Linked DNA regions of Homo sapiens: region 2 is linked to region 1. A link is a contact called in ENCODE Hi-C or POLR2A ChIA-PET data. All regions are on one chromosome and are shown on one strand. Each heading gives the region's core, a stretch centred on a gene start or an enhancer-like site at or near the end of the contact. The rest is flanking DNA. Distances are from core to core; before and after follow the strand shown.

Region 1 (4,200 bases), core at 1,002-3,501:
ATTACAGGTGTGCACCACCACACCTGGCTAATTTTTGTATTTTTAGTAGAGACGGGTTTTCACCATGTTGGCCAGGCTGGTCTTGAACTCCTGACCTCAGGTGATCCAACTGCCTCGGCCTCCCAAAGTACTGGGATTACAGGCTTGAGCCACCGTGCCCAGCCCAGAGTCTGCTTTCACAGATGGTCTGCTACACTGGTAGAGCCAGAGCTTGGTGACTGGAAGAATTAGTTTCTTTCCTATGTGTAGTAACATGGACATACTTGTTCCTGCTAGACCCTATTCTTGGATGGAGGTATCTCGTTGTGGAAGAGCAATTCTTATCATGACGTGTGTAATCCAAATGCTACCAATCCTTACCAGCCTGAGGCTACAAAGAAGGCACAACAGCATCAGTGACCCCAGTTCTTATTCTGGCTCCCACCTGCTGAAGCGGGGCCTCTCACCCTCCTGCAAACGTGCACACGAATATTTCCATTCGAACCTGAGATTCTCGCAGGTGCCGGACAGCTTCCTGTCAGCTCCTCTCCCCATGCTGCCGTAGTCTACTCCCCTCTAGCTCGCGGCAGCTACCCCTGGGCCCTTTGCAGGTCCTTGCAAGAGTCTCTCACTACTGACATTGCTGAATGAAGGTGCTTTCTCAATGGTGCTAACGACCATGCTAAGGGTGCTTTCTCCCAGTAATCCCAAATGCAACTATCCTTGTGACGAGGAGCCATGCCGAGTTCCACGGAGCTAGCAGTAGATTCGGTACTTCTCTCCTCAAAATTGTGTGTCAACCTCTCAGCATGCCAGTGCTGCAATGCTGGGATCCACCATCTCACCGAGTTGCTCACGAAATCCATTTCTTCAGCTCTCACTCCTCCCTCTGCGGGGGTTCCAAACCAGCCCAAGGGGGCAAGAAGGGTGACACAGCACCTCGTCCTTTCCACTGTCCCTATTCTGTCCCACCTCTCCTTTCCAACCCCCAAATAATCCTCCTTCCACCCACCTATGCATATCAATTCATGCACACAGACGGAGACGAGTAAAATTTACCCAAATAAAAGCCAAACTGTTACTCCCGGCTTGGGTACAGCTGGGACACCCTGATCCATGTTTTCTACAAATTAAATGGGAAAGTTTGTCTCCTAAGGCCGCCTGGGAGAGGTGGGAAATGAACTCCATTGTCAGAGCCTCGGAGAAAACATAGAGCCAACATCCTCCTTCACCCTTAAAAGCAGGTGGCTGGAGAAACTTTAATCTGAATCATTACAATAGATTAAAAACTGAAAAGATCGAATTTGGCTTTGAATTTTTTATTGTCTCAAAACTCAGCTTCAGACTGAAGAACAAAAACGACAAAAATGATATGAAGATCCTTAAAGAGGAAAAACCAAACCAAATCCAAAAAACAAAAATTAAAATACCAAGAGAAAAAGAACCCCAGCGGGAGGCAGCCATAATGCAACTTCCCGTTTTGCGGCGGGCATCTACCTTAAAGCAAGGGCCTGTCCATACCTACAGACGCCCAGCACTGGGGTAGAAGCAGTTTCACTTCATTGGTTGCTTCCCACGGGGCCTTCTCACTGTGGAAAGCAGAAGTTCATGGGATTAAAATAAATCTCATTGTGTATGCAAGAGTAACGCTGCCGGCAGAGCGCCTCTTCCTGTGACTCCACACTTCTTCAATTCTAAGCTTGGTTCTTTCCACCCAGACTTTTTTTTTTTTTTTGAGATGGAGTCTCACTCTGTCGCCAGGCTGGAGTGCAGTGGCACGATCTCGGCTCACTGCAACCTCCGCCTCCCGTGTTCAAGCGATTCTCCTGCCTCAGCTTCCCAAGTAGCTGGGACTACAGGCATGCACCACCACACCCACCTAATTTTTTATTTTTAGTAGAGACAGGTTTCACCATGTTGGTCAGGATGGTCTTGATCTTCTGACCTCGTAATCCGCCCGCCTCGGCCTCCCAAAGTGCTGGGATTACAGGCGTGAGTCACCGCACCCGACCTCCACCCCGACTTTCTAGGCACTCTCTCAGGAACCCTGACTTTGGTTTTGGGGGAAGCCATGAAGCACTTGCTGAAGCATCGGGTCACTTCATGTGTTGTAAATTCTGTAACAAAATCTGGAAGGAGCCCTTGTGTCAGGGAAAGAACCTACTGGGAAGGTCTGGTCTTCTCCACAACTCATCTTGACCGGGGCACCTGCTACCTTGAATCAGTCGTCTCCGAGGGCAGAACCGCAAATCTCATGGGATTGGAATGGAAAGAGAAAGCTGCCTTGGTTTTCTTTGGTTGTTTCTGATTTTTCTTTTTTCTTGCTCTTCATCACCTCCTAAAGGCACAGAAAGGGGCCATTTTTCTGGTCTTCTTAATTCTCACTCCTGTCCCTAATTAGAAACAACAGCAGAGAATTGCTGAAAGCTATATTCCAGCTAAAACCAGGCTGCAGCGTTCGCATCACCTGAGAGACGTCAGACATGCAGAATTTCAGGCTCCATCCCAGGCCTACTGATTCAGAAGCTGCATTTTAGCAAGATCCTGGCTGGATTTTATGCACAGTAAAGTTTGAGAAAGAAGGCTTTAAAAATGAACTGAGCAATACAATCCTTTTTTTTTTTTTGCACGGGGGGAGGTGTTCAATAGCAGAGTAGGGTGACTCTAGTTAACAACAATGTATTGTATATTTCAAAGTAGCTAGAAGAGAGAACATGAAATGTTCCCAGCACGTAGAAATGATACTCAGGGTAATGGAGACTCCAAATACCCTGACTTGATCATTACACATTTGATGCATATAACAAAATAGCACATGTACTCCATAAATATGTAAACTATCATATATCATTAAAAAAAATAAACTGAAGGCCTTAAAAAGGAATAAAATAATGGCATTTGCAGCAACCTGAATGGAATTGGAGACCATTATTCTAGGTGAAGTGACTCAGGAATGGACAATCAAACATCGCATGTTCTCACTTATAAATGGGAGCTAAGCTATGAGGCCACAAAGGCATAAGAATGATACAATGGACTTTGGGACCTCGGGGGAAAGGGTGGGAGCGGGGGGGTGAGGGATAATAGACTACAAATTGGGTACAGCGTACACTGGTTGGGTTATGAGGGCACCAAAATTTCAGAAACGACCGCTAAAGAACTTATGCGTGTAACCAAACACAATCTGTTCCACCAAAACCTATTGAAATTTTTGAAAAATTATTTTCCTAAAATAAAGGATATTTCAAGGAGTGCCTTCTCCATCTTGTGGCCCTCTGATGATGATAGCTCTGAAAGCTTTGAAAAGCTTGCAAATACCCAACTTCAGGAATAAATCACCTCTGAGACCCTCACCTGAAGACAGGATACTTCCTGCAACTCCAGGACTTTAAAGTCGGAAGAATTGTTTTTTTAAACTGGACTCTGAGGACACACTCTTAAAGTCACTCAAATTCTCTACAAAATTCTTAAGTTTTGTGTTTCTATTTCTAAAGATAATAAAAATAATTGATATGATCAAAAAACAAAAATTAACAAAAAAACACAAAAACCCCCCAAAATGAACTGAGGTTGTGTGCCCTTGTGTGAAATTTTGGGTTGCAGTGCCACCTTGAGGTCACTTTAGTATTTTTCGCTGAGCTTTGCAGTGGACGAGCTGCGTGGGACACAACAGAAGTCAGTTCATTCCTCCCTGGAGGAAACAGACCGCCCTTGTGTTAGTGCCCAGAGGTCTCCGACTGCGGCCTCTCTGGGCCACACTGTCAATTGAAGAGATATGGGCCCTCTTCCAAGGACGCCTTCTATCCAAGCTTAGAAGAATGGCTCATAGGCTAAGGCACTTTCTGCGTCAGCAACAGCAACAGATCTCAAAGAATGTCTGCCCCCATCACAAGATTTTTCATAAAATGTAGAAAGCCATTAAAGCTCAGAGGCACAAAGCATGGCTTTAGAGATCATCTAGATGAGTGAGCCCCACCTTTCAGGAATGAGAATTGCTTTATGATAATGGTTGGCATTTGCTGCATATTTACTGTGTCCCAAGCACTGTTCTAAGCACCTCCATGTACTTAGTCATTTGAACCTTAGAACAATTTAGTGAGATCAAAATAGTGATCTCTATTTTACAGACTCCTGTGTGGCAGTCATTTTGTTTGTACTATTTGTTGGTTAGGAAAATCTACACTAAGAAGAAACTATTGCTATGAATCTAGTAATTCTTGA
Region 2 (4,200 bases), core at 976-3,475, 880 kb before region 1:
ACTTCAGCCCAGGAGTTTGAGGCTGTAGTGAGCTATGATTGCACCACTGCATTCCAGCCTGTGCAACAGAGCAAGACCCTATCTCAAAAAAAAAAAAAAAAAGGCCAGGCGCGGTGGCTCACGCCTGTAATCCCAGCACTTTGGGAGGCCGAGACGGGCGGATCACGAGGTCAGGAGCTTGAGACCATCCTGGCTAACATGGTGAAACCCCGTCTCTACTAAAAATACAAAAAATTAGCCAGGCGTGGTGGCGGCGGGTGCCTGTAGTCCCAGCTACTCGGGAGGCTGAGGTAGGAGAATGGCGTGAACCCAGGAGGCGGAGCTTGCAGTGAGCCGAGATCGAGCCACTGCACTCCAGCCTGGGCAACAGAGCAAGACTCCATCTCAAAAACAAACAAAAACAACAACAACAAAAACAACAACAACAAAACCAAGTACTGAGAATTTTGCAACAACCAGTACAATTCTAGTTTTGTACCATACTGTTCTCTTAAACACAGCTGTGTTCTCAAACACATACGTGCCCATGGGTGCACTCAAGCATAACAGATTTTGTTTGGAGTTGCACAAATTAAAGACCCTTTGGTACAGTGTCAGCTCATTAGGGCACCAGATTCCATCTCAAACTCTGAATTTGAGTAAGCAGAGTTCAAGGTTGCAGATTAAGGGCCAAAATCTTTATTCTTTGTATCTACTTTGCAATTAGTTAACTGGGAAACACTTCAAGTTTTACCAGAAACCTTTAATTTTCTAGAAACCTTTACCTGTGTTCAATATCCACTTTAATTAAAAAGCTCTTGTAAATGATACTTATTTGGGGAAGGTGATTCAGCTTGTCGAGGGGTAATTAACCAAATTGCTGAGGTGGAAGTCTGGGTAAGTGAAAAGGTCATCAAATCTGAGTAAGAAAGCTTGCAGCTTTCACCTCTCCGTCAAGACTGGCAGAGAGGCACTTTCGTAAAATCTTTGTTTGGGATTCACTTTTACTTCGCCACTTGTCCCATTTTAATTAAAGCTTGCCAACTGAAGGACCTAAGAAAACAATATAGTTCTGCATTTTGCCAAATTGGGAAATTTCCAGGGCCCCCAAAATTTAGCGGGGAGACTCAGAGACTAGAATGGGAGAATAGGAAGCACCAACTTGCTCTAAAAGGAAGATTGGGTAAAAGCAGCACTCTTATTCCAGCTCTACAACCAAAGCAACTAAGACTTGGGCTGGCTGGCTGCCTAGCCACAGCATTCCCTCCTACTTCCCCATTATCTCCTGACCAGCAAGTCATCTTTGGTCACATATCTTTAATTATTTAGTTTGAGACAAAGTCTCACTATCACCCAGGCTGGAGTGCAGTGGCGCGATCTCGGCTCACTGCAACCTCCGCCTCCCGGGTTCAAGCGATTCTTCCACCTCAGCCTCCCGAGTAGCTGGGACTACAAGCGGGCACCACCATGCCCGGCTAATTTTTGTGTTTTTAGTGGAGATGGGGTTTCACCATGTCGGCCAGGCTGGTCTCGGACTCCTGACCTCAAGTGATCCGCCCACCTCTGCCTCCTGAAGTGCTGGGATTACAGGCATGAGTCACCAAGCCCGACTACATATTCCTTTTATTAATATTCCTGTTGAACTTAATTTTGGTCGTTTCCGGTGCAAAAATGTTAAGGTAAAGGGAATCAATAACAGCCACATTTGATGTATTTTTGTAATCCCCATCTCCAATTTCCATCCGGGCCTGAGTAACCAAAAACACTTTACAGGGGTAGACTGTCTCAACAGACATCAATTTGTAACCGCGTCTACCTCTACCACGGTATTCTAAAGACTCCGTCGAGGAAAACCTTTAGCTCGGGCAACGGGAGACACATTACAGAACACTGTCCGCCGCCGAAGAAACAGACGATACGCGGGAGAGTTGAACAGACACCCGGCCTCGCCCCGATTGCTTCACAGTCCTCAGCCACGCCCCTCCCAACCGGAACTACATCCCCCGCACTCCGCGCCCCCACGCACAGCGTGTCGTAGGCGTCCGAAGCCGCAGGCTCCCGCCCGGCTTCCCGGGACGCACAGGGCAGGCGCTGGGCATGCGCATGCTCGGCAGGCGGGGCAGCTGGAGTCTCCAGGCGCTGCAATCTGTTGCGCCGCCGCCCGCGGGAGCCGGCAGATCCGGGTCTTGTGGCTAAGAGTGACGTGGTCACTCGAATCAAAACAGAGGAGGGGGAGGAAGCCGGCGGCCAGAAACGGCAGTGGCAGCAGCGTCCGGAGCAGCCGCAGCCTTCTGGAAGCTCCAGGCGGTCTTTCTGCCGAGCCTCGGTCCCGGCCCCCATCCTCCCCGCCCCATCGGTTGTTGTCTGGGCGGGTGAGTGTCTCCCCCTCTCCCACCAGCGTTTGCTGGCTCACCCTCCCCTCGCCCCAGTTTTTCCTGGGGGCTCCTCAGGCTCTCGGGGACTGCGGCGGCTGCGGCAGAACAGGGCTGTTTCTCGGGCTTGGCGTTTCCTCGGCCGGGCTGGCGATTCTGCACCGGGAGAAGCTCCGCTGCTGCCGAGCCCGCGTCCCCCGCGAAGAGCCTGCAATTGGGTATTCTCTGCAGGATGTCAGAGTCGGGGCTTTGCAGGCAAGGGCAAGGTAGCCACGGGTGGTTTTATTTTTAGGATCAGATTGTCGACGGGTGGAGGCGTATCATGGAGTAAAAAGAGAGTCGTAGCTGGAAGGAAAAACTCACAAATCCTGAAATCCACACTATCTTGTTTACCGTCTCCCTCAGCCCTTTCTGGGTACGGTGAAGTCACTAGGATGCGTCCTTTGTTGTGATAAGTGAGACGAGAAAGCTGACACCCTGAAAGCGAGAGCTTTTTAGCTCCTATTGTGTCGCGAATTTAAAGGATCCCCTTTTTCTGTTTGCTCAGTAAGTGGAACCAAGGCTGACAGTAAAGAGGTAGCAGCACCCTTTATTGGAACTAATAGTGTGTGATAAACTGGTTACCGGCTCTACCCGAAGTCCCGTGTTGCTGTTTAAAGGCAGACTTCACCAAAGTGGCTGTTTATATGTGCCAGGATTTTAGCCGAGATGGTTTGCTAGCTGTAGAGAGTCGGTAGGATGTTTTCAGTTGCCCCAGTTGGCAAAACCGAGGCTGTGGCCTTAATAGAATGTGTTACTTTTGCATCGAGAGAGTCGGATGAGCTTCACACACGTAATAGCTACATTTGCAGAAGAGACCTTCCAGTTTGTGTGTGTTATTGTCAGAAACAGCAGCTGTACATATTATAACTTGGAAAGCGTAAGACCTTCCAGGTGTTGGAGTGTTGGGACGCTTAGGAGGCATTCTTGCTGCCCAGCGCTGTGGAGGTTGCAGGAGGCTTTGCATTCCCTTCCACTTAGGGTGGCTGGCCGCGCAGATTCCTTTAGTGTAGCCTGCTCCGAACTTGCCGCTCTCCGCGGCCGTCGACAGCACTGCGACCAGAAAACCAAACCTTTTTGTCCTAACTTTTTTTTTTTTTCCAACGTGGTGTTTAAGAACACCGCTTCACCCCCGAGAACTCATTAATTGAGGTGTTTCAGTGGTTAACAGCAAGAAAGAACAACAGTACGTGATAGTTAATTGCTCCTTATCAAACCCAGGAAGAGTTATGAGTTTAGATTATTTCCTTGAAGGGTATGTCCTTGTGGTATAACATGAACCCCTTAACGAATCTTTTCTCCAGTGTTTGCCGTTGAGATATTTTTTCTTACTACTGTAGTTGGAATCCTTCTGATTTAGAAGAAGGAAAGATTTCTTGAAGTTCTTTTTCAGCTTTTTACCTTTTATGCTAGCCTATAACTAATATTTTTGGTTATACGAAATACTTTGTGTAATAGAGAAGATGTTGATAAAAGCAGATAGGAAAAAAAAATCAATAATCCTGCCACCCAAAGATCACCAAAATGTTAGTTTATACCCTTCTAAACTACTTTTTTGCATTTATATATTTTATACAAATATGGTATCATACCACATATGCTTTTCAGTACATAACCTGCTTTTTCACATTCTAGTACTTCTTTTTTGAGTAATAATTTAAATTTTTCAGACATGGACTTTGGACCTTAAATTTTAGAGCGTATTCACTACACAGTAGTGCCCCCTTATCCGTGGTTTCACTTTCAGGGGTTTCCCGAGTTTCAGTTTCTGTGGTCAACCGCAGTTTGAAAATACAATCATATTTTCAGA

What was found. Hi-C counts contacts between places; a loop is a spot of excess contacts on that map. ChIA-PET counts read pairs that join two places held with the same protein, here RNA polymerase II (POLR2A). Pooled maps may share reads with other maps.
Region 2: a loop to region 1 is called in a map of B cell, with 4 times the contacts of the local background. The contact joins the promoter of SMIM14 here to the enhancer-like site in region 1. A Hi-C loop is called at or near these places in 1 of 168 maps with a recorded cell type or tissue (B cell), 1 of 37 single-sample maps with no recorded cell type and 4 of 50 pooled maps. POLR2A ChIA-PET finds 5 or more read pairs at or near these places in 2 of 52 experiments (WTC11 and activated T-cell).

The regions. Positions count from the first base shown.
Region 1 is chr4:38,759,127-38,763,326 of GRCh38, reverse strand. No RefSeq gene overlaps it. Among named protein-coding and RNA genes, the nearest start is that of TLR10, 22 kb to the left of the region's middle. RefSeq lists enhancers at 1,500-1,809, 1,910-1,959, 2,010-2,179, 2,200-2,349. Within about 2 kb of position 2,251, at least 9 of the 41 ENCODE cell types and tissues checked have a DNase peak (open chromatin) inside an H3K27ac peak, as active enhancers do; they include B cell, where a contact is called at or near this core.
Region 2 is chr4:39,636,890-39,641,089 of GRCh38, reverse strand. It overlaps SMIM14 (small integral membrane protein 14), which reads left to right and starts at 2,225. Exons shown (of 5, transcript NM_174921.3): 1 at 2,225-2,351. SMIM14-DT (SMIM14 divergent transcript) reads right to left here and starts at 1,950. Exons shown (of 6, transcript NR_183845.1): 1 at 1,796-1,950. RefSeq lists an enhancer at 1,566-2,283.